3 separate regions of the Mus musculus genome follow, and regions 1 and 2 are each linked to region 3. The links are chromatin loops, found by intact Hi-C in ENCODE. Cell type or tissue: left cerebral cortex. All regions are shown on one strand.

The links. A loop is a pair of places that touch in the nucleus more often than their neighbours do. Peaks named below come from ENCODE experiments on the same cell type or tissue, not always from the same donor. Only the 100,000 strongest peaks of a DNase experiment are listed, where the experiment ranks them.
Region 1: it touches region 3 in a loop (2.3-fold over the local background); 9 of 42 quality-filtered maps call a loop at or near these places.
Region 2: a loop joins it to region 3, with 2.2 times the contacts of the local background. A loop is called at or near these places in 15 of 42 quality-filtered maps.

The regions. Positions count from the first base shown.
Region 1 is chr11:68,181,080-68,189,079 of GRCm38, reverse strand. All of the region lies in intron 7 of Stx8 (syntaxin 8), which reads right to left. Among named protein-coding and RNA genes, the nearest start is that of Mir6406, 36 kb to the left of the region's middle. In left cerebral cortex, no CTCF peak of the experiment used is centred here; DNase peaks (open chromatin) are centred at 2,007, 3,246 and 3,916; H3K27ac peaks cover 508 bases.
Region 2 is chr11:68,202,654-68,210,653 of GRCm38, reverse strand. Stx8 (syntaxin 8) reads right to left here. Exons shown (of 8, transcript NM_018768.3): 8 at 3,506-6,948. The coding sequence ends at 6,881. It overlaps Ntn1 (netrin 1), which reads left to right. Exons shown (of 7, transcript NM_008744.2): 7 at 1-1,290. Among named protein-coding and RNA genes, the nearest start is that of Mir6406, 14 kb to the left of the region's middle. In left cerebral cortex, no CTCF peak of the experiment used is centred here; a DNase peak (open chromatin) is centred at 4,630.
Region 3 is chr11:67,999,605-68,007,604 of GRCm38, reverse strand. The region is part of intron 4 of Stx8 (syntaxin 8); the gene reads right to left. Among named protein-coding and RNA genes, the nearest start is that of Stx8, 37 kb to the right of the region's middle. In left cerebral cortex, CTCF peaks have their summits at 3,253 (motif pointing left) and 7,800 (motif pointing left); DNase peaks (open chromatin) are centred at 3,229 and 5,893; H3K27ac peaks cover 51 bases.

The DNA of each region.
Region 1 (8,000 bases), 180 kb before region 3:
CACTCTCCTTCCTCAGGGCACCAGACAGGAACCAGCCAGGAGGCCTCGCCAGGAGCCCTAACTAGGAGGCAGGTCACTGTGCCAGGGGCGAGGCAAGACCAGTCTCTATTGGCTGATGATAAAGCCTCATGAAAAACAGGCTATCCCAGAATGTGTCCGACACACAGACTGTCACAAACCAACCCCCAGGCAACATCCCCTCAGCCTCATTTCCTCCTGAGGAGGTCTGCGGGCCGAGAGCAGCAGCTGGCAGGGCCAAAGGACTGTTCCTGTTCACAACAAAGAGATTCCAGGAAACATGTCCACCGGATTGCCAGACTTTCCATCCGGCATCAGGGAGCCTGCTTGGAGTTCCTACTCTCCGTCTTCACAGAGGGAGGGCCTAAACGAGGAAGGACAGAATAGGATCTACCAAGCAGAAGAGAACAGGATGCCTGTAGTTCCCAACATGATGGCTGGGCCAGGGTGACAGTCATTTCTCATATCAGATTCCTCTTCTTGATAACATTTGCATTTTCAAGCCCTGAGAGAACACATGGAAGATTCTAACTGTCTACTAGTCAGGGGAGGAGGGCCCTTCTCACCATTGCCTGCCACTCCAGAGGACGCCCACAGCTAGCCTCCCATGAGGGGCAGTTGGAAGGCTCAGGCAGCCCCCCAAGCCCCCCTCCCAGTGAGCTGAGGCATTCTGGAGCACTGTGGTTGAGGAAACGGGAGAGGGAGTGCCCAGTGATTACTTCCTCATGGTCCCTGCATTCTTCACGCCTATTGCCTGCGCCCCCGAACAGGTCTGCATTCTTGATAGCAAGATTGCAATGTAAGTTCTGTCCCCTCTGGGCACTCTTTATGGGCACACTGAGATATCCTAGGAGCAACCTTGGCCTTTCCTCTCCTCTCTCCCCTCCTTCCTACTGCCACGCTCTGCGGGCCATTCCGAGTTCTCTTTCTAAGAATGTAATAAACATTTCAGCACGATCTTTTCAATCCACATTATTTATAATATTCTGGACATCCATTGAGCCTGGCTAGAAAACTGAGCAATAAATCAAACTTAACAATAATAACAACCAAAAAAAAAAGGGGGGGGAGAAAGGAGGGGATCGCCCTTGGTGGGGCTTGAACCTGAGATGTTCATTACCCCAAGGGTTTCGTTATGTTCAGGAAAGTGAGATGGGGAGGAGCCTGGGGTTTAGGATGACATGGAGTCGGGAATTAGAATCCACAGGCATAATCATAACTTTGTAGAGGCCTCAAACGAGCTCACCTCTCAGGGGTGTCGTGAGGGTAAATGAGATACGTGGGAAGCACTCTGAACGCCTCAAAGGAAAGCAACTGAACCCAATTCTCCTTGCTGAGTCCCAAAGGTCATCTTCTCCAAAGAGAGGGGGACCAAGGACCCCCTCCTCTCCTGGAGCTGCTGTCACTGCTCATTAATGTCCCTTCGACGTTCAGTAAGGTTGAGGGAGACAATGAGGAGGCAAGCAGCAAGTTTAGGACAACCTGGTCCCCAGGTCTGCTCCAGCCCCCACCCTGGAGAGGGGACTCTTCTCCCACTGCCAGGGAGGACTGTGCCAGGCCACACACAGACAGAGGGCTCACTGCCGAGGAATCTGGTCCTGCTTGGGTGGGACATGGACATAGGAAATCCAAGCCTCGTGGAGCGGGCCTGTGTTTACATGGCTAGACCTCAGCTTGGCAGCTGCAGGGGTGTATAGTCTGCATTCTGGGACCACTCCACGGGGGTCCTCTTGTCAGTTTCCTGGATATGGGATGCTGCTTCTCTTCCATTTCTTTGGATGTGCCGAATGTAAGATTAGAGTCATCCGGTTACAGCCCACACACTTAACAAACGGTCTAAGGCTGGTTTGGGGAAATGACGGTGACTAGTCCTTGGCCACGAACCTCCACCTGCTTGCTGGCTAGAGTCAAGCAACCTTTAGATACGATTTGGTACTGGCTTTGCTTTCCCCCATCACTCTACCAATGAATGTTTAAAGCAGCTAATGTGATACACACATCTGTTTAAACAAGGCTGTCAGGACCACAGCAGCTTCTCTGCAACGTCTAGCAGGACTCAGAAAGCACCCACGTCTTCATTACTCAGCCTTAAAATTGAAGCCTGTCTGCGTGGAAATGCCATTTCTGTTGTTCTGAGAATGCCACATCTTCCGGCCTTCAGCCTGCAAGGCTGAGCCCTTTCCCCAGGCCTCATGGACCCCTTCCCTGGGCTTCCCACTTTCCCTCGGTCTGTGAGGACACTTTCCCCTCAGCCATGGGGCTCTTCCGTTCTCACTTCTCATCACCTCTACTCAGAGAACTCGTCCAGCTGTTGGAGGGACGCCATTGCCACCCTATGACCCCACCATTAGTGCCCTCTTCCCGACAATGGCAATCTACTTTTCCCTCTTAGAATTTACATCTGCCATCTCTCTGCTCGGACAGTAAGACACCATCAAGCTGTGACTTTTTCCAAACAACGGGACGGCAGTGTGTAAGTATGTATACGTAGCATGTATACAATCACTAGGAGTCTGCTCAGTGAACACTTTCATACTGAGAAAAGCTTTGCCATTTGTGTGTCATGGCATACCCATAGTACCCATAGACCTCCCAACGGAGCTGTTCTGATCCAAATGCTGGCAGAAGGGCCAGCCAAGGTGTAGGATGTAGGACTCTTGGCTTATACATCAAGCCATGGTGACTTGGGCATACACAGTGAAGCTTGCCCACCTGTAGCCTAGCATGAGGCTGAGCATCGAGTGCTCATGGGAAATACAGCGTCTGGCAGGCCGACCCCATATGCCTCCTCACAGTGAACATGACCTCTCTGAGAAACCTATCATTTGTATGGGTGTGTGTGGAAATGTGATTCTCTGAGGCCCTACCACCAAAGATTATCAAATAACACCTTTAATTATAGACCTATATCTTATAGCATAAATTGTGACTAAAGAATAAATTTCTTGGGGCAAGATTTTTGGCCATGAGCAGGGGATGGGAATCTTCCCAACACTTGAAATGAGAACTTTTAGGTCACTGGAGAATAAACTTCCTTGCAGCCAGGGTCACCTTCCCCACCTATCCCCGGCACATGCCCTGCGCTAAGCAGGAATTAGGATGAGCGTCTCCATGACTTCAGCCAACTGCAGAGCACCCTCTCTTCTAGTTAAGGGCTCTGAACTGCTGGGGGACCTCCCACAATTTCTCACATAAAGATCTGAGGCTCTGTGGAGACAGGCTGAGAATAGAAGGAGCTGGCAATGCATGACAAAGTTGGTGAGGACTGTGGGTGGGGACAAGGCAAAGTAAAGAGATGCCTACCAGGCTCCATCCCCTACTAAGCCACTCTGTCCCAGGCAGGCACAAGACAGACACCTGTCCCCAAAGAATTTGCAAGGTAGCCAGGGAGACAGACATTCAAATAATCACACAGAGAAGCAATTGGGTAAAAGGTAATAGGAAACAAGGATTCCTGAAAAGAACTAAGGCAGTGAGGCTGTCAGACCAGAGACCATCCCAGCAGGAGGGAGCAGTTAAATATCCAGAGATTCACAGAACTGAAAGAGCCTTGTGGCTGGAACAGGCTGTGACAAAGAGAGACGTCAAGGCAAATCTGGAAAGTCAAGACTAATTCCTGCAGTACCTGGAGGCCATGATCAGAAGCTCCATTTGGCTCTAAGTAACTGGGAAGCCACTGGAGAGTAGGCAGGAATGGCAGTACCATTTACGTGGTTATCTGTATGGAAACTGGACAGGAGGAACCATTCAAGTCTGTAAGACCTGCCTGAGCTAAGCACTTCAAAGGACTGCTCGAGAGTCTGACCACAGAATCCAGGCAAGCTGATGTGTGGCAGTGGACTGGCAGCAGGAGAGATGCATATGTGAGAATTGAATACAGGGCTTCCTTTTGGATAAATAAGGCAGGGGACCAGGCTGGAAAAGAGAGATGTGAGCTCTGTTTTAGTAACTGGGTCAACGGCATGCTACTTACTAGGGACGTGCTGTGATGGATCTGGTATGCTGCAGATATGGATATCAGATACACAGTCCAGTGGAACTCAGAGGAGAGGTGACAAAGAACAGAGGAGGAGGCAGCAAAGAGTAGTAGGGGTGTGAGAGGAGCAGCAGGAGTGAGCAGGCCGGAACTGTGGAGAAAGTGAGGAGGGGAGGGGGTTTTGTGAGGACACCAAGCTTTACCAAGGTTGGCAAAGGGGACTGAAAGAAGCCTATGGCTTTGTCCCCCTGGGAAGGATACCAGCAGTGGCAGCGGTGGCCATGCCAGCGGTGGTGGTGGCGGCGGCAGCAGCAGCAGCAGGTACTGCTGTACATCAAGCACCAAGCTCTTCATCTTTTAGCACACCACAGCCTGGCAATGCTGGCACTATCACCAGGGTCACCACTATGCTGCCTGAAGTTCAAATGCATTTTCTCTTTAGAGTTGGGTTTGAGATTTGAAGCCAAGTTTGATTAGCTACAAGGAGTTTATGAAAATGTACACACTACAGATAAGGAACTAAGAAGATGATCATGGTGGGGTCAAGTGGGACCTTTAAGAGGGGATTAGGACTTGTGGGCTCTGCCTTTAAGAATGTGTTAGCTGGGCAGTGGTGGCACATGCCTTTAGTCCCAGCACTTGGGAGGCAGAAGCAAGCGGATTTCTGAGTTTGAGGCCAGCCTGGTCTACAGAGTGAGTTCCAGGACAGCCAGGACTATACAGAGAAACCCTGTCTCAAAAAACAAAACAAAACAAAAAAAATTAAAAACAAAACAAAGCAAAGAATGCATTAGTAGGTTATCTGGAGATTGGATAGGTCATAGAAGCCAGTTTGGCATTCTCTCTTAGACATATTTCTGTTTTCATGCAATGCCCTGTACTGCCTAGGTCTCTATTGCATCCCTACTAGCAAGAAGGCTCTCAGTCTGTGCAGTTCCTTAGTGGTGCACTGTTCAGCCTTCAGAAGTGTAAGCTACATAAACCTTTAGAAAAACTGTGGCTTGGGGAAGTTAAGTGTGTGGAACTTCTAAAAGACTCTGGTGGAGCAGAGTAAGGTACAACATAGCGACAGCACCACAGGTGTGAGATTCAGAGGTATACGTCTCTACACGGAGCTAGATAAACCAGAAGCCTGAGTGTCGTCAAGATGAACATGAGCAATGGAGAGCCTCTGAGAGGTCTTAGGAAGAGTGACAGTAGAGGTAAAGAGCAGACAGAAGCAAATCTGTACTTCCCAAAGCCCCCATTCCACAGGTTTTAATGCAAAAAAAGATGGGACAGAGCAAAGTGATCCAGGAGACAAGTTAGGGCAGGACAGGAGCAATCCAGTGGAGAGCAAGAGTCGGGTGAAGGTAAGGAGCAGGGAGGAAGGCAGTGCACAAACCCCACAGGCGCAAGGGATGAGGGATCAACAAGAACCAGCATTAGGTAGGATGTGGAGGCTGAGCGGGGCGAGAATGGCTTAAGAGTGAGTGGCTGGAGGTCTCGCTCATCAACACAGGCCATGAGAAAAAGAAGCAAGGGCTGGAGATGACAGAAGCCAGGTCCTGGGCCTCTCAGAATTGCTGCAAGCAGGCTCTGACAGCACACAATTTGCTCTTCCTCCACTAGCGTTACAGAGAACTAGATGTTAGACAGTGAGTAACTGGGGGAAGTGTTCATGTCTCAGTTGGGGTTGTGTGTAGATCTACAGCTACTGTGAGCACCCTAATGCAGAGCCTGCTCAGTCCTGAGTCATCACAAAGGTGTTGAAAGGCCTCAGGTATGGGTCTGGCAGTGACAGCTGGCAGATGACTCCTGGGAACGCCCTACTGAGACCTCCTGCTCACTGAGGCAGACGCTGTTCTTGTTCTCCGCCCTGGGATTCTTAGACATATTTTTGATACAGCTACCATTTTCTTAGTGGTCTGATATCTTCTTACTGTGACTCTTCTTCCTTTGACATCTTGGGATGCATTCCTTCACTACCCAGTCTTTCAAACTTCAGGCTTCAGAGCATCATATGAAGTTTTCAACAGAAAAGTACATCCTCTCCACTCATGGGACGTTGGCGGCATGGACTGGGTCTTAGATATCCCCAAGAGGCTTGAGTGTTGAACCCTGGTGCCAGCCCAGGGCACTGCTGAGAAGGGGTGGAACCTTTAGGACGTGGACCTGGTGGATTACGTCACCAGAGGAAGTGCCCTTGAACAGGATACCAGGACCCCTCTCCTCTCTGTCACAAGGCAAGCAGTTCTGATCTACCATAGGCTCCCCACAACGATCTTCTGTCTCACCATGAGCCCCCAAATAGGGAACCAACCAATGATAGATTGAAACCCTTGCAGGAACCACAGCAAATCCTTTTTGCATCCAAATCAATTTTCTCAGTGAGTTTTGTCAAGAGGCAGAGAGCTAACATGGCCCCAGGCCCCGTTGCATTCGTCACTTGTAACTATCATATCACCTTGCAACCTGAACACACGTGAGAATAGGATTATGGAGATAAATCTTGGTTCTTCTCTTCCTTTACCCAACTGAAGAACTTTGTGTATCTATCCTCCAGACACTCAAGACTCTACCAGTACAGGCGGAGCACGATGTAGTAAGATAAAGGGAGTTACGCAGCTGAGGCAGAAGCTAGACAGTGGGCTTTGGGATGACAGATTCCAGGAAGCCCAACAGGTGTCCTCAAGAAGAAAAAATGGACTACTCACAGCTATAGACCCAGGGCAAAGGTGATCCCAGCTTACTAGAGGCCAAAGGAATCCACCATACAAAGCTCTCAGTACCATTCACAGAAGTGTCCAAACCTTGTGACATCAAGAAATATCACATGTTATGAGATAATTAGAAACTGCTTTTTCTTGGACAAGGGGCAGAATTCACACATCCAGAATGCACTGGACCTGGGGTCCATCTCAGCACTCTGCCCTGATGTACAGAAAGAAATCACTTTTCTCAACCGAGTCTTTTCTGTCTATGAGTATTCTACCATCTTCTTTATTTAAAGTAGACTTGTCAGAGTTCTCATGTCACTAGATTAAAACAGAAACTCAGGACAAATGTTCCCGGTGACAACCTGGACTGTGTAGCTCCGCAGTGGATGCAAACATTGTTTTCCTAGGCTTAGGATAAAAGTGAGTTTAAGGGGCTGGTGAGATGGCTTAGTGGGTAAGAACACCCGACTGTTCTTCCAAAGGTCCGGAGTTCAAATCCCAGCAACCACATGGTGGCTCACAACCATCCGTAACGAGATCTGACGCCCTCTTCTGGTGTGTCTGAAGACAGCTACAGTGTGTACTTACATACAATCAATAAATAAATCTTTAAAAAAAAAAGTGAGTTTAAGAATGACTGTTTCTAGACTGGGGAGACGGCTCAGCAGTTAAGAGCACTGACTGCTCTTCCAGAGGTCCTGAGTTCAATTCCCAGCAACCACATGGTGGCTCACAACCACCTGTAGTTTGATCAGATGCCCTCTTCTGGTGTGCCTGAAGACAGCAACAGTGTACTCATATATATATAATAAATAGATAATTCTTAAAAAAAAAAAAAAGAATGACTGTTTCTGATGCTTTGGGTATCTATGGAGCATAGTCCTTTTTTTTTTTTTCCTTAAGAATTATTTTGTAGCCGGGCGGTGGTGGCGCACGCCTTTAATCCCAGCACTTGGGAGACAGAGGCAGGTGGATTTCTGAGTTCAAGGTCAGCCTTGTCTACAAAGTGAGTTCCAGGACAGCCAGGGCTACACAGAGAAACTGTCTCGAAAATAAACAAAAAACAAAACCAAACCAAACCAAACCAAACCAAACAAAACAAAACAAAACCAAAAAACCAAAAAAACCCAAAAAGAGAATTATTTTGTTACCTAAACACAAATTTATCACAATCTCTTCAGAAAAGTCTGGTGGAGACCACAGCCAGATAGTACTTGAGAGTTTTCTCTGCAGCTAGGAGCTACCAGCTATAGTACCGGGAAAGGCTATTTTACTGCAGTGTACTTCCTCGGGAGAGGAAATGATTT
Region 2 (8,000 bases), 200 kb before region 3:
GGCCTCCTGCCCTGCCCTCTGTGGCCTGCTCAATGGGGGCTACATTAAATAGCCAAAATGAGCCAAGTTGTGGATAAGGTCATTGCTGAGGGAGCAGGGTTTGTCACAGCCACCACCTCTGTGGACCAGAATCCAGCCCACCTCTCCTCTGCCTGAGAGCCAGCCTTAGGGAGGCAGCTGTCTCCTACCCACCCTAGGGAGGAGATGGAAAGGGGGAAGAAGACATCCTCTTTGTACAGTTAGGAAGGGGTGCAAAATGGAAGTAGGTTTTTGAGTTTGAGAGTGTATTAACAGAGTTGTGATATGTAGGTCTTTGAAGAAAACCATACCAGGTTAGTCACTTACCAGTCAAGATTTCCCAGCTGTCCCTTTGCTTACCATTTGGGTAGTCTGGTCCCCTGTCACCAGAATGCCTCCTTTGCTGACACACAGTGGCACAAAGGTATGTGGTGAAGGTGATGACATGCTCCTAGGTACAGCTGTGAGCTGTGGTTTCTGGCCAGAGCTTCTGTCCCAGAAAGCAGGGCAGGAGGCAGGACCATCCGGCTCCTTCAGATGGGAGGGAGGGTCAGATGCCAAGGGCAAAGCCTAGGGAGGCTGGGGTGGCCTCTCCGAGGGCCTTAGGGACTTTCTAGAACTCTGCCTCAGTGGTTACATACAGGCAGTGGGTACAGGCTGTCTTAGAATTGCCCCTGAGCTGGAACAAGACTGAAATGAGGAGACCCTTCAGGACTGACCTGGGGAATGGTTCCTTTAGGGTCTCAACACTTGAAGGACTCCATCCAGGAAACCTAGAGAGTGGGCAAGATAGGCTCACTAATGGGCCGTGGTTCACAGACAGATATTCCTGTGGACCAGAGCCATGCCATACCCCAGGGGTATCAAAATTGTCTTTGTGGGGCCTTGCCCCTGCCAAAAACTAAGCCAGCCTCACCTCTTGTGTCAGCGGACTTCCTTCCCCTTTCCCTGATCTGGGTACACCCCCCCGGCCTCCCTCCTGTGTCACCGATTCTGCTCACACAGAATTGTAAATGTTTAGTTGTGACCATGACATATTGTTTGGGCCAGTGTTCCTTTCCAATGCATACTAATATATTATGGTTATTATATATGAATATATTTAATGACATGGAGAAAGTTGTGGATTTTCTTTCTTTTTCTTTCTTTTTTTTTTTAAAGTTTTTTTGTTGTTAGAGTTGTAATGGACCCAGACGGAACTTGTAACGTGGGCCCTACATGATAGAACTAAATCCAGATATCATTAAATAAACTCTTGTATACTGTTCTGTGTCCCAGCCTTTCTTGGTGGTGGCATGTGGGGAGGTAGAAGGGCGGAGACTAACAGCAACTTAAGGAATATGGCGTCTTGCCCTAGGACACCCTAGCAAGACAGAATCTTGTGTGTTTTAAACAAAGAGCCCTAACTACCCAAAAAAGGCAGGAAAAGTGCAGCCCTGTTTGGAAAGTCCTATAGGCTTGCTGGCTCCGACTGCTGTCTGAACAGGCTCTCAGATGGGCCAGGCCACACAGCAATTCCAAGTCACCGCTGCGGCAGATCCTTCCTGGTCCTGGAGTTCCCAGGCAGGGGTAGAAGAGAAAGGGGGTCCCTCCCACTGCGCCCTACCGTCACCACTAGATTCAGAGCTTGCAAGCCCTTTTGGACTTGTATAATTTCCTCCTCTTCTATTCAAGATGAAGTAGAGATGACAGAGGTTGATAAAACTTAAGAGGTCATGCAAAAAAAAAAAAAAAAAATTCCCTGCCACTGCCCTGCCCCCAGCCCACCCCTGCCCTGCCCCCAGCCCATTGCTGAGGCACAGGGACTGGGTCTGTGCCAGCACCATGCAGCCACCAGGAGCTGAGCTCAGTGGTTTTGGAAAGGCTATGTTTAAACTTCCAAATGGTTGTGATTTCTTCACTGAACAACAAGCCAGCCCCCTGGGCGGATGTGTTGCCATGGCCCATGGACTGGACTCTTTCCTGCACCCAGTGCTTTTGAAGACAAGACTCACCTGCTGGCCTGGTCCAGCCCCTGAGCAATGTGGATTTTGAGGTGTCCTTGCTGTCAGGGCATGAAAAGTCTTCCCTTGTAGAACAGACAGGCAGTTCGAGGACAACACTGTTGGACCAACCTCCACAGAGGAGCAGGGTTCTAAGCTAGGGCAGGCAGGAACACACATGAACTCTGGTGTCCCAAACCATCTCAGAAATGGGTCCTTGCTGGACGCAAGGTGGTGGGTAGTTTAGGATAGAAAGCAGTTCCTGGTTGGCTGGTCAGACTGAGGAAAGAGCAAGCCTTGTGTGCAGTGTCAGTCTCCCAGGGTCAGCTGGGGCTAAGAGCTCTGTGGCCATTTGGCAGTTTGACTCTCATCTTTGGTCATTTTAAGCCAAGAGTTCAGTTCTCAAGGACTTTTCATGATACGGCTTTTTTTTTCTCTCCACAAAGCTGTCTGTGTCTGAGTGTGTTCTGACCCCTCACAGCTGGGCTCTGCGCTGGCAGGAAACACACTGTTGATCAGAGTTGTGAGAATGGACTGAACAGCTCACTTGCCTCTTAAGGGCCTTTCACCTGGCTGAGGAGACAAGGCACTGACATCTGTCCAGTGCTAAGAAATCAGTATGAGCAGGGCCTCTGCTAAGCACTGGCCCAAGGTGGTGAGGAAAGCTGGAAGAAGATGGGAGGAAGTCCCAAGGAAGCTGAGTAGACCTTGTCAGTACCTGGGGGGCTGGTTCGGTGAAAGGCCAGAGGCCTACCAAGGAGGGCTCATGCATTGATGAGGCACACTCATCCCATCTCTGCATCTCTCAGGGACAGTGCCTTGAGTGGGGATGCCCACCCAGAGTAGACACACCCTATGGTCTCAGGCTAAATAAAGACATATAATAACCTCCCCAAGAAAAGCAGGAGTAAAAGAATAGCAGCCAGTAAGAAATACTGAAAGTGGATGGCTTAACTCATTGCTTTACCAACCTGGAAACACAGTACGACAACAAGGCATTCTGGAAGGAGACCGGGGCCTTTAGTTGTTGGCACACAGTTGGGAGGAAGCTTGTGAAACCTATGGTATAGTAAGAGGATGGATAGTCTGGTCTTATAAGAGATGAGAGGATATCCACTTAACTTTAGCAGGATCCATACATTATTCTGGATGTCTAATGTCATTACCTGAGGGAACAGTGCTGTTTGGCTGGCTGCTGGCAGTTCTGACTAGTCAGGGTGAATAGCTCTTGAAACTGAGGGTCAGTTGGGAATTCTAAGGCAGCCCTGTGGTAGGAAAGCCCCAAGCATCCAGACTCATGGATCTGGTGCACAAGCCCGGCAGGCTGGCTGGCAGCAGGCAGCAGATCAAAAAGGTGCAGCAGTTTCCATTCAGATCTGTGAAAGCTGTCTCGCCCCAGGCATTGGACAGCGGCCGCCGAGGAGGCTGTCTTGGGGCTGACAGCTAAGGTTTAGTACAATTATTAACAATCATAATGCTTAAATGGAACAAAAGTACCAGTTGTATCCAGGTATCTGGATTTCTTTATATGGTATCCAGATTTAAGATGCATATAATTAATAATCAGTTAAGTTAAACAATTCATATGCTGCTGTTTTAATAAGGTTTACTTTCATTGACAAAGTCCCTGAAGACAGGGGTGCTCTGGCTGCCTGGCCACTCTGTGTTCTGTGAGTGGTGTACTTCTAGAACGCTCACAGCAGGTCACTGGTTCCAGAAAGCTCACAGCAGGTCACTGGTTCCAGAATGCTCACAGCAGGTCACTGGTTCCAGAACGCTCACAGCAGGTCACTGGTTCCAGAATGCTCACAGCAGGTCACTGGTTCCAGAACGCTCACAGCAGGTCACTGGTTCCAGAATGCTCACAGCAGGTCACTGGTTCCAGAATGCTCACAGCAGGTCACTGGTTCCAGAATGCTCACAGCAGGTCACTGGTTCCAGAATGCTCACAGCAGGTCACTGGTTCCAGAATGCTCACAGCAGGTCACTGGTTCCAGAATGCTCACAGCAGGTCACTGGTTCCAGAATGCTCACAGCAGGTCACTGGTTCCAGAATGCTCACAGCAGGTCACTGGTTCCAGAATGCTCACAGCAGGTCACTGGTTCCAGAATGCTCACAGCAGGTCACTGGTTCCAGAATGCTCACAGCAGGTCACTGGTTCCAGAATGCTCACAGCAGGTCACTGGTTCCAGAATGCTCACAGCAGGTCACTGGTTCCAGAACGCTCACAGCAGGTCACTGGTCTACAGACCTGACATAGTAACTGGGAAACTAGGCCTTGCAAACACCGCTGGCAAACCCCACTCTACAGGAGCTGTCCCCTGGGCTTTGAAGCAGCAGGCTCTCTGGTACACCCCACTCAGCTGGGCATGCCTGGCTGCTTTGGATGGTGCGGGGAAAGCCATCTTTGAGGAAGACTGCCTGGGGATGAGTCTCCCTGCCTGCAGTGCCCACGGTCCTCACACCATGAACCTCTCAGGCAGCTTTCCTCCTGCGCTCCCCTGCCCATGGTATACAGAAGGGAAGGAACTTGTCCGGGGTCACACAATGCCCTGACTGGGCCTAGAGCCCATTCGGCCAGAAGAACAGAAGCCACTGTGTGCAGACATGGGCCAGTGTCTTCCTGAAAAGGGCTTTCAGTGCAACTGAGCCAGGCCTTCGTGGCTCTGGTTCAAAGTGTCCCACGAGTTGCCGGGGCTTCGTGCTGAGCAAGTCAAGAGGAGGTGAGAAAGTTAAACAGACTCTCAATGCTGCTGCTTCTGAGCCCCAAAGTGGGGGGCTCCCAGGAGACACTGTTTGTACAGATTTGGGGTTTCCCACAAGACTGGATGATGGAGCTCTACAGATTCTTGGTCTTACATTGGATGATCCATTAGCAACCACCCTGCCCTGACAAATGTGTCTCAGGGTACACTGTGTCTTAAAGCCCTGGCCAGCAGTCCAGCAAGGCTCCTGTCTTCCCAATCACACGCCCCTGACACAAGCCCACACTCTTCTTCACCTCCAGTCCGCCCCTCACAGCCTGCTTCACACCCTCTGCCAGTTGCCACCTCCTGGTATACTATGACCCTGACAATCTGGCTAAGTCAGCTCCTAGGGCCTTGGGATCCTCAGGAACTTGGGCATCATTGGCCAAGTTAGCAGCAAACTTTGCCCCTGCCTGGCTTGCTCCTACAGTTCGTGTACTTAGAAGAGTGGGAGACAGGGTCCTGAGCCTGCTGGACACCTCGGCTTAGACTAGTGTTATAGGAAGAGTCCCCTTCCACCTGAGCCAAGTGGCTTGCTGTGCTTCAGTACCTCACCCAGTCCTCCCAGCAGCCCTGAGGTGGGGCAAGGTGGGGCAGCGGGGGATTGTCACCTTTTTGTACATGAGGCCACTGGCACAGAAAGGGAACCTGTCTGTCTGTGGTCACAGAGCTGATAAGTGGTATGGCAACCCCCGTCGGCAGCGTGTTTCTTACTCTCTTGTCTTCTGTTACTTCGTCTTGTCCCGTGGGAGGCCAGGGTAAGTAGTTCAGCCAGAACTCGAGCTGAGGTGATGTGCTCTCGAGATGGACACTTCACTGCTGGCCTGAGAGCTCCCAGAAACCCTTTGCTGTGCCACAGAGACCCCATTGCTGTCCTGCCTGTCTGCATTCTGGTATGAGTCAGAGTCAAACAAAACACTTGGAATCCTCGGTCTCAGGGTCCCAGGAAAGGGCACCAGTCTAGGTGACACTGGGGCTTTCTTCCTGGTGCCTGATTCTGTCCAGCGCAGGCTTTGGATTATGTTCTCTTAAGGAAAGTCACAGGACCTACCACAGGCCTGTCTCCTCCTCACTGAAGCCAATGCTACGGCAAGACTTCTGGCATTAGCTTTAACTCTTCTTTCTGCTATGAGAAAGCGAGGCTAACTGCCCATCCTGCTTTCTGTAGAGAGAGGAGAGAGGGCTCGCTGCCCCAGCACCCATCTGTAGACCCGGTATCTTTTGCAGTCAGTTTCGCTCTGAGTCCTGTCTCTGAAATACTTATGTGCATGCCCTCACTTGGCACACACATGGCTTCAGAGCCAGTGGAGAGGCTGGACGGAGGCAGCACTTCCTGCTTTATAACCAGGCTTTCCTCTGACTGCTCCCTCCCTCAAGATCTAAGGCTGTGGGCTACTTAGAAAGGTGTCAAATATGTCTTTTGTTGTTGTTGTTTTTTTTTTTTTGAACTCCACTGCCTCTGACTCCTAAGTGCTGGGGTTAAAGGCATGTGCCTCCACGTCTGGATTTTGTTTTAGAAAGGTGTCATCAATCTTGAAGGACGCGTTTATTAACAAAGCAAAATTGAAAAGGTTCACGTCCAGATACGAAGATGGTCCAGAAACTCTTAGAGCAGAAATAGCCAGCACTGTTGGGCATCTAAGCTTTGTGGGAAATTACACATGGTGGCTGACAGAGAGGCTGTTGGCTATGTCTTCTGTGTGGCTCTTGCCTTACGTAGATCCTGCTATCTGGACACCCAGACACATGATCAGCCACTCATTTGCACAAGGGCACGTGGTTTTCCGCAGTACAAGCAGCCACCAAGGTCACACACTGCCTATTAATATGACAGCCCTCAGGATGCCCAGCACACAGAGGGTGACTGGAATCCATTGGCAGCTGTGGGACAATGGCCATCTGAGGGACTTCTGACTACCAACAAAATCACTGACAGAAGACAGGGGACACAACTGGGCCAGTGCTCTAGGAAGGTCTCCAGAGCTGCTCAGCTCTGTTCTCTACCCAAACAAGGTACACCAAGAGCCCAGAGCGGTGGAAAATTTATTGAGAGCAGGTGTTATGTACCAAAAGGATGCTGGGCTTTCATTCGTAGTTGGCAGGTGTCACAGCGGGTGGTCCCTTTATTGCTATCAGTTGGTTGGCCACACTGCAACGACCACAATAGCCACGAGCAGCAATAAAATCACCATGATCATCCCTGCAAAAGAGAAGCAGAACACGCCTCTTTTAATGAGCCGCACCAGAAGAAAGCGTCACACTCTAGAAGTATGTGGAGAGAGGAGAGGGCAGTGAACACAGGCCAGGCTTTGCAGGCCGGTGGGCACAGCAGATGGGACTCCACGGAGCCTATAAGCAGCCATTGCCACCTTGAGAGCTGTGCCAATACTCCTGGATTGCAAGACAGAATCCTGGGAGGGCCAGGGTCAGGCCTGCGCATCTGGCTCTCATGTGCACACCAAGCTCCCCGCTCTAGCGTTCCAGTGCCTCCTAAGTGACAAGCATGGATGCTATAGATGGCGCTCAGCTTGGTTACAGGGTTTACAACTCTGAAACACTGACAGAGCAAAATGCCTAATGTTAACAGGTCATTGCTGCCTGCGGTCTATTTTTTGTGCAACGAAGTTTGGATTATTTATTTTATTTTTTGAGACAGGATCTCGTGTGTCCCAGGCTGATCTTGAACTCACTTTGTAGCCAAGGATAACTTTGAACTTCTGATCTTTATGCCTCCAACTTCCCAAGTGTTGGCATTCCAGACGTGTGTCACCACATCTGGTTTGTGTGGTGCTGGAGAGTGTAATCCAGGGTCCTTTGTTTGTTTTGTTTTGTTTTGTTTTTGTTTTTGTTTTTCAAGACAGATTTCCCTGTGCAACAGAGCCCTGGACTCACTCTGTAGGCTCACAGAGCTCTGCCTGCCTCCGCCTCCTGAGTATTGGGATTAAAGGTGTAAGCCACCATGGCCAACTAATCCAGGGTCTTGTACATACTCAGCGACCATTGTACCAGCCGAGCCACACCCTCAGGCCACTTTGACATTTTTAGTCACCACCAAAGTGAAGGAAGGAGCCGTGACAGCCTGTCCTCCGTCTCTAAAGCTTACACTATTTATCTGTTCCCTCGTAGAAGGGAGCCCCTGTTGCGTTACTGGTTGTTACTGGATTCTGGCTTTCAGCCTCCAGTTCTTTCGTCTAGGGAGTGCCTTCCTTTCTTCCTTGGGCACGACCTAGGCTCCTAGAATAGTTTTTCAGC
Region 3 (8,000 bases):
AGAAATTAAAACAAAAGTCCTAATCAAGGGCTACCTGCCCTCACAACTTAGCAGCAAAGACCAATGCTCTGCAGCAGATGGGGAGAATTACTTTGAAAGGGAATTCTGTCAGAAAAACATCTTCCAGCTCAGCCTTGCCTTGCGGTGACAAGTCAGATCTCTTAAGTTAAAGAAAGGACAAGCTAATTACTGTGCTCTGAGGTAGAACAGACTTGATTTTCCTTGTTAAACCACCATGGATCAAACCCATCCCACCACAGGGCTTCAGCCACCGCAACTCCTGGTTTCTCTTTTGCGATGAGGCCAACCTGGCCTTGAATTCTTGGGCTCAAACCGTCCTTCAGCCTCCTCTTTTCCAGGTGCTGGCGGTGCTGGCCTACAACATGGTGGACGGTGTGTGTGTGTGTGTGTGTGTGTGTGTGCGTGTGTGTGTGTGTGTGTGTGTGTGTGTGTGCGTGTGTGCGTGTGCGTGTGTGTGCGTGTGTGTGCGTGTGTGTGTGCGTGTGTGCGTGTGTGTGTGTGCGTGTGTGCGTGTGTGCGTGTGTGTGTGTGCGTGTGTGCGTGTGTGTGTGTGCGTGTGTGCGTGTGTGTGTGTGTGTGTGTGTGCGTGTGTGTGTGTGTGTGCGTGTGTGCGTGTGCGTGTGTGTGTGTGCGTGTGTGTGTGTGTGTGTGCGTGTGTGTGTGGGGCGGGGGTTTGTTTTTTAATAAATCAGTAATTTCTGTCCATATTCTTTGAAGATAGACCTTATCTATAATAATATAATAATTAGTAGACATGATGGCATATTAGAATCCTCAACATGTTTCATGATCACTTATAAGGACATAACATGATTTTACTCAGCCTCTCAAGAAATTAGTGTATGTTATTAAATTATAGTAGCACGGTGGGGGGGGGAGCACTCAGATAATCCATCTCTGCTAACAAAGTCAGTTGGAACCTGTCAGAGTTCACAGGGAGGGCATTCTTATCAACCGAGCAAGGAGTTGAAAAGAAGTGAATTCCAAGAAGTAGCTTTTCTTAGCATTTCAAAAAGATGTCAGCTGACTATGGAAAAATGTTTGTTTTGTCTGGAAAAAAAAATATCAGTGTTTGAGCATTCACAGACCACAGGGAGGTTTACAGTTAGGAGCAACGAAGCTATTTCTAGGGTGTCAGAGAGCTGGGTTGCATCAACAAAGGTTTCTAGCTGGCCTTGCCCACAGATGTGAAAACGCCCTTATGGTATGAAAGGGCTAATTCCTTTTTCTTTTCAAAACGTTTTATGCGGTTTTGCTCCGTGGACATAAAGATGCACAGAGACTCAAATTTCAATCAGAAATGGACTCTCTGACATAAATTCTTCAGAGACACACTCTGGCAACAACGTGCAGACTGGATTACATTGAAAAGCGGCTGGGGCAGGGGCTGGGGGGGGAGGCAGGCCAAGGCGGGGGAGCGGTAATTGAGGTGGGTGGCAAAGGAAGTCAGGAGAAGGAAAATGACAACAGGGACCTGTGAGGAACAGATGATCAGCACACTGCTTTAAGGCTACCAGTCTGAGGGAGCAGACTGAATAAACGGGGTGAACATTTCCAAGCCTGCCTGAGCTGGGAGAATAAACTCAAGTTAGGGAAAAGGAAATTTCTCATTAGCATTCAAAGTTCAACACAGCTTCTAAAAACAAACCCCAAATAACACCACTCACTCGAGGTCAGGATCAGCGGACGTGCGGATAACTTCCTTCAGCCTGATAAGCCACAGTCTCATACTCTGTAGTCCATCCACCCTCCCGTCCATCTGCCCGCCTGCCCACCTACACACATCCATACAACTGAAGAGCTTCCATTGAGCAGACACTGATCCAGTGGCTGAGAAGTGAACAGGACTTAAGTACCTGGTGGATACACTAGGGATGAAAAGTGCCCAGCACAGTGCCTAACCCAACATTGGTTCCCAAGATATTTGTATTGTTAATTTCAATAAGCAACGCCTGCTGAGTTCAAGTCCAGAATAAACAACTCATCCACAGAAAATGTCTCCTTCTCTATCACCTACCAAGGGACACTTCATCAGTGTCCCCAGCCTACTGCAATCAAGTATCTTTAGTTGTTCTGTTTTGTCTTGTTTCATTTCGTTTTGGGGTTGTAGTTTTTTCCCTTTTTCCCTTAGTGATGGGAATCAAGCCCAACCCTGTGCATGCTAGGGGCCCATCCCACCACTGAGCTATGCCTCTGACTGGTTTGCCCAATTTTAAGTCAACCCCTTTTTTTTTTTCTCCTGACAAACTCCTTGCCAAACTCAGCTGGGTGACTTGGGGGAACGGACACAATTTAAGAAAGGGCTGTTGTTTTGTTTTGTTTTGTTTTGTTTCATGACTTTTCAAACTTCAATATACCAGCTACTGAGAACTCCCCAGTATAACTGCTGTTGTAACATCCTGACCTGTGGCTATGAGGGCATCAGTGGCCGCCTCCCAGATCATCAGCCTCATCAGCCCGGGAATCTTTCCTATTCTTTCTTCAAAATCCCAGCAGTTGCTCTTCTTCTTTTCCTTCTCTTTCTTTCTAAAAAGGGTTTACTTATTTATTTATTTATTTAATGTATATGAGTACACTGTTGCTGCCTTTGGACACATCAGAAGAGGAAATCCGATCTCATTACAGATGGGTTGTGAGTCACCATGTGGTTGCTGGGAATTGAACTCAGGACCTCTGGAAAAGCAGTCAGTGCTCTTAACCGCTGAGCCACCTCTCCAGCAACCCTCCCTTTTTTTTTTTTTTTTTTTGGTTTTTCAAGACAGGGTTTCTCTGTGTAGCCCTGGCTGTCCTGGAACTCACTCTGTAGACCAGGCTGGCCTCGAACTCAGAAATTCACCTGCCTCTGCCTCTGCCTCTGCCTCTGCCTCTGGATTGTGGAGATGAAAGGCATGTACCACCACGGCCCAGCTTGGTTGCCTTTTTAAATATTAGCAATAAGCTCCACATTTGATCATAACAAAACAGTTCACGGTAGAAGAGCTACGCAGGTTGTTGGAAGGCTTCGGAGGACATATTGCAGCTTCAGAAGCAGAGTATTATCCCTGAGGAGGATTATCTCTGCCATCTGAATCAGCACCGACAGAAAGGGCTCTCTAGCTAAAGCATTGGAGCATCACAGGTACCTTAAACGTAGTAGAGAGGCAAGGAGTGGCTGGCACAAAATCCAAACCTTCCATTCTGGGAGGGCCAATCACATTACCAGCCTCTCGGTGACTGAGCGCTCTCTGCTGGTCAGTGGGGGAAATTCAGCTACAGTAACTGGCCAATGACAATTGTAACTCTGTACTTTATTAATACACAATGTATGCTTGTAAACACGGTAAAGTGTGCAATAGTGACCAAGGTGCTCACCCACAATGAGGAGCCACACCTCTGGACACTGCCCTCTGTGCTCTGTTCACTTGGTTCTTTACAAGCCAACAGTTTCATGGCATACCCAGAGAGGGTCCAGAAGAGATGATGAACAAACAATTCGTATTTTGCACTTAGAAATGTCACATGTCTAACTCGGCCAACTCGGCCTCAACATTCCCCCCTTCCCCCCCCCCCCCCGTATTCAGCATGCTTGTTTCCACTCCATTACTTTATAAAGTGATGCTAAAATGCTCCATTAACAGTGCTACTAGCACTGCTCTGGAAACAAGCGTGCTATGTGGAGTTTCACAAAAATCACTGTCTGGCAAGCAGCAGTGGTACAAATCTGTTTGGCAACCGGTGTATAAAAATGCAAATATGCCACTAAAAGACTAATTAAGGGTGTCCAGTGGTAATGTATATACAACCAATACACACAGAGCCAGGGACCACCTACCTAGCCATCACTTCAACCTAAACAATTCAATTTTTATTGCACTGGCTCTGCCAACTCACACCTAAAACATAAATTAGTGAGATGGTGGCCCATACTTTTAACAGTGGTACCCTTTTGCCTCGGGGACAGAACCCAAAAATGTGTAAGGCTTCATCGGGAAACTTTTATGCAGCCAGCTGGACACCAGTCTGCAGACTGGCATGAAAAGTACTGCTCCCGGGGCAGTAGACTCCAGGAAAGCACAGAGTAAGGTGGGCAGGGCGGCATGCGCCTATATCCCAGCACTCAGGGACTGAGACAGGATCCTGCAAGTCTGTGGAGTGCACAGTCAGTGCTGAGCCAGCCTGGAGTAGAGAGGGAGACACTGACTTTAAAAAATACATTAAAAAGTTCACAGCAGACTGAGGTGCATGGTATGCCAACAATACTCCTTCTCTCAGGATCATGTGAGTCTTTTTGGTGGTGGTGGGGTTGTTTGTTTGTTTGTTTGTTTGTTTGTTTGAGACAGGGTTTCTCTGTATAGCCCTGGCTATCCTGGAACTCACTTTGTAGACCAGGCTGGCCTCAAACTCAGAAATCCACCTGCCTCTGCCTCCCAAGTGCTGGGATTAAAGGCGTGCGCCACCACCGCCCGGCAGGACCACGAGAGTCTTAAGCCTTCCAACACCTTCTCAGCCTGTCCCCCCCACATCCGCTTCTCTTCCTCTTAATTGCTTACACTGCGTTTATGGCCCGTGCCATACAATTCTTTATGCCATCATCCACTACTGTGTTCTCTGGTCATTCTATTAAAGGCAGAAAGACCTCTTTACGTGGTGTGCATTGTCTTCTCTTCTGCCAAGATCAGTGGGAGCAAGCACGGATTACTGGGTGCTTTCTGGTTCACAGAGGGCCTTGCCACGGACCCACCACATTCCAGTTTCACAGGCTGCAGAGTTGTGGTTATCTTTATTTTACAGGAAACAAAATGGGAGTTAAAACTCAAACCCAGGTTTTGTAATATTCAATCATTGCTCCTTCACACATTGCTGCATTGGCCATCTGCTGCTATAGGGTATTCCTGTCCACAGGCTAGAAAGAGCAAACGGCAAGACACAGCACTTGAAGCCAGTGGGGGGAAAACAAACAAACAAACAAACCACACCCGCTACAGGCAACAGTGGTACGAACCAAGATCAAGAGAGACCAGAGACAAACGCCAGAGCAAAGGATGCTGGTTCTCCTCCAGCACTGGGTCAGCTCTGACCCAGGAACCCATCCTCCTCTATAACCCAGAGGGTGATCCTTCTTTGCTGCCTCTGCAGACTGTGGAGGTAAAATGAGATCAATCAATGGATTGATCTATCTAATCTAATCTACCTAGCTATCTACCTAAATTTTAATTTCTTAACCTTCATTTATTAAAAAGTTGAACTTGGGAGGCTGAGGAGATGGCTCAGTTGGTAAAGCACTTGTCACACAAACACGAGGATCTTACTTCAATCCCCAGCACCCATGTTAAAGCAAACAAAAAAACAAAACCATAAAACCATAGGGTATTGCAGTGCATGCCTATAATCTCCAGGGGCGGGGTGGGGGTGAGGCAGGAGGCTCCCTGGGATCGCTGGACAGCCATTCTAACAGAACCACTGAGATCCAGGTTCAATGAGAGATCCTGTCTCACAAACTAAGGTGGACAGGAGTTGAAGAAGCCACCAGGTGTCAACCCATGACCTCCATATGTGCACACACATACAGAAGAAAAAGAGCAAAACGTGGAAAGTACTCAGCGTATTAAAAAAAAAAGACAATGAGCTAAAATATAGCACGCACAGTAACTCTTCTTTCTTACTCCCCCTTGTTGACAGACTGCAATTTTTCTCCTTTTCAATTCCCAAATGGTTTTTGCAATTTAAAATTGATACATACAGCTGCAGAGATCTTTATTTTCCATGCCCCAAATCATCACTGTGCTGTTATAATACCAAGTACTAAAATGCAAAAGAGACTTTATTTTTCCATCCGTAGATTAACAAAACCTACCAAGTTCTGCGACACCCACTGATGGCTAGCAGGTTGGGAAATGAGCCCTCCCACATACTGCTGGCCAGCCTTACAAATTTTAAGAAATTTACATGGCAGTTCTTTAAATTTCCAACACACATATCCTGGAGGCCCTCTCTTACAGAAACAGAGGCCACAGTGCACATGGAATTTGCCTTAGCTATGTAAATAGAGAAAACAAACAAAAAAACAAAACAAAACAAAACAATCCAACACCATTATGGACAGTGGCTACAAGAATGACTGCAGACTTATAACTGCAAAGCACTCACTGTTGCAAAGAATGTGTTAAACCTACTGACTTGGAGGAATGTCCAAACTTAAATAAAAAAATAAATTATAGAGACATGTACATATAAGTCTGTTTTCAGAATGATATATTTATAGCAACATACTTACAAGTATAAATAACAGTAAGTATGATCAAGAAAATGCCAACATTACAAGTGGTGACTTTAGGAGCATGGCATCTGGGAAAGGAGAGGCGATATATGTTGGCACCGTACATGAGCATAAGCATGGATCTTTTTTTTTTTTTTTTTTTTGGTTTTTCGAGACAGGGTTTCTCTGTATAGCCCTGGCTGTCCTGGAACTCACTTTATAGACCAGGCTGGCCTCAAACTCAGAAATCTGCCTGCCTCTGCCTCCCAAGTGCTGGGATTAAAGGCGTGCGCCACCACGCCTGGCGGATCATTATTTTAAATCCAAGTAGAGAGCCAAGTGTGGGAGTCCTTCTCTAATCTCAGGACTGCTGAGGTAGAGGCAGGAGGATCACAGGATCCAGCTCAGTTGGGCTGTACAGTGAGAGCCCCACTCAACTGCCCCCAAAATAAAAAGGAAAGGAAAGTCATTTCCCTGCAAGGAGGGAGGGAAGGAAAGAGAGAAAAGATGACAGGAAACAAAGAACTATAAAATATGACATGGTATCCCATTAACATGCAAAATCTGAAGTTTGGCATATCAGCTAAAAAAGCACATTTTAAAAAGTTAAGTGGCAACCTATGTGGAAACTATTAGAAAGACACATTGAAAACATCTCTTTGATTTTAAAGCCAAGAGCAGAGTAAAAGAACCAGGCCTGGCAACACACATGGGTAACCCAGCAACACACTTGTAACCCAGCAACATGCATGGGTAACCCAGGGCTTGGGAGGAAGAGGCAGGTGGGTGAGGGATTCATGGTTATCTGTGGTTGTTAAGACCAACCTGGGCTACTTGAGACTTTGGAAAGAGGTCAAAGAGGAACACGGAGAAAAGGAAGAAAGGAAAATGAGTGGGAAAAGGAGGAGTAGAAAAAGTGGGTGTGTGCCAATTTTCCCAAGGGGAAAAACAATGGATGAAAAAAATACCTAAGTTTTTTAAAAGGAAAGGAAAAGAAAGGGGGGGGGAGAGAGAGAGGAGGAGGAGGAGGAGGAGGAGGAGGAGGAGGAGGAGGAGGAGGAGGAGGAGGAGGAGGAGGAGAAGGAGAAGGAGAAGGAGAAGGAGAAGGAGAAGGAGAAGGAGAAGGAGAAGGAGAAGGAGAAGGAGAAGGAGAAGGAGAAGGAGAAGGAGAAGGAGAAGGAGAAGGAGAAGGAGAAGGAGAAGGAGAAGAAGAAGAAGAAGAAGAAGAAGAAGAAGAAGAAGAAGAAGAAGAAGAAGAAGCAGCAGCAGCAGCAAGCAGACCAGGCTGGGGAGAGTCTGGAGCCCATGAAGGGAGACATGAAAGAGACAGACAGGTCTGCAATCCACAGACAGGGGAAAGGCTAAAGAGAGAACTGAACGGCAGCAGGAATTCTTTCCTAGCATTTAGGAAAAAGCACAATTAATTTCCACGTTCTCTCCTTGCTCTCAGGGAAGGAAAGCGCCCATGAGTCAAAACCTGGCCAAGAAGTTGGGTGTTTTCTCTTCTGCTGACTTATGTCCCCACCTTGTGGTCTGCTCAGGACACAGCTTTTCTGCTTACATGTGAGTTAAGGGTATATACATGAATCTGTGTGTGTGTGTGTTTATACACACATTTAATTCAAGCAGAACATGTAAAATGAAAGGGCACAGTACACAAGTCAAAGATACTGCAGTGAAGATCCTCAGTTAGCGGCTACCAGGGCAAAACCAGTCGCATCCAAATCCTCTAAGGACTGAGTGA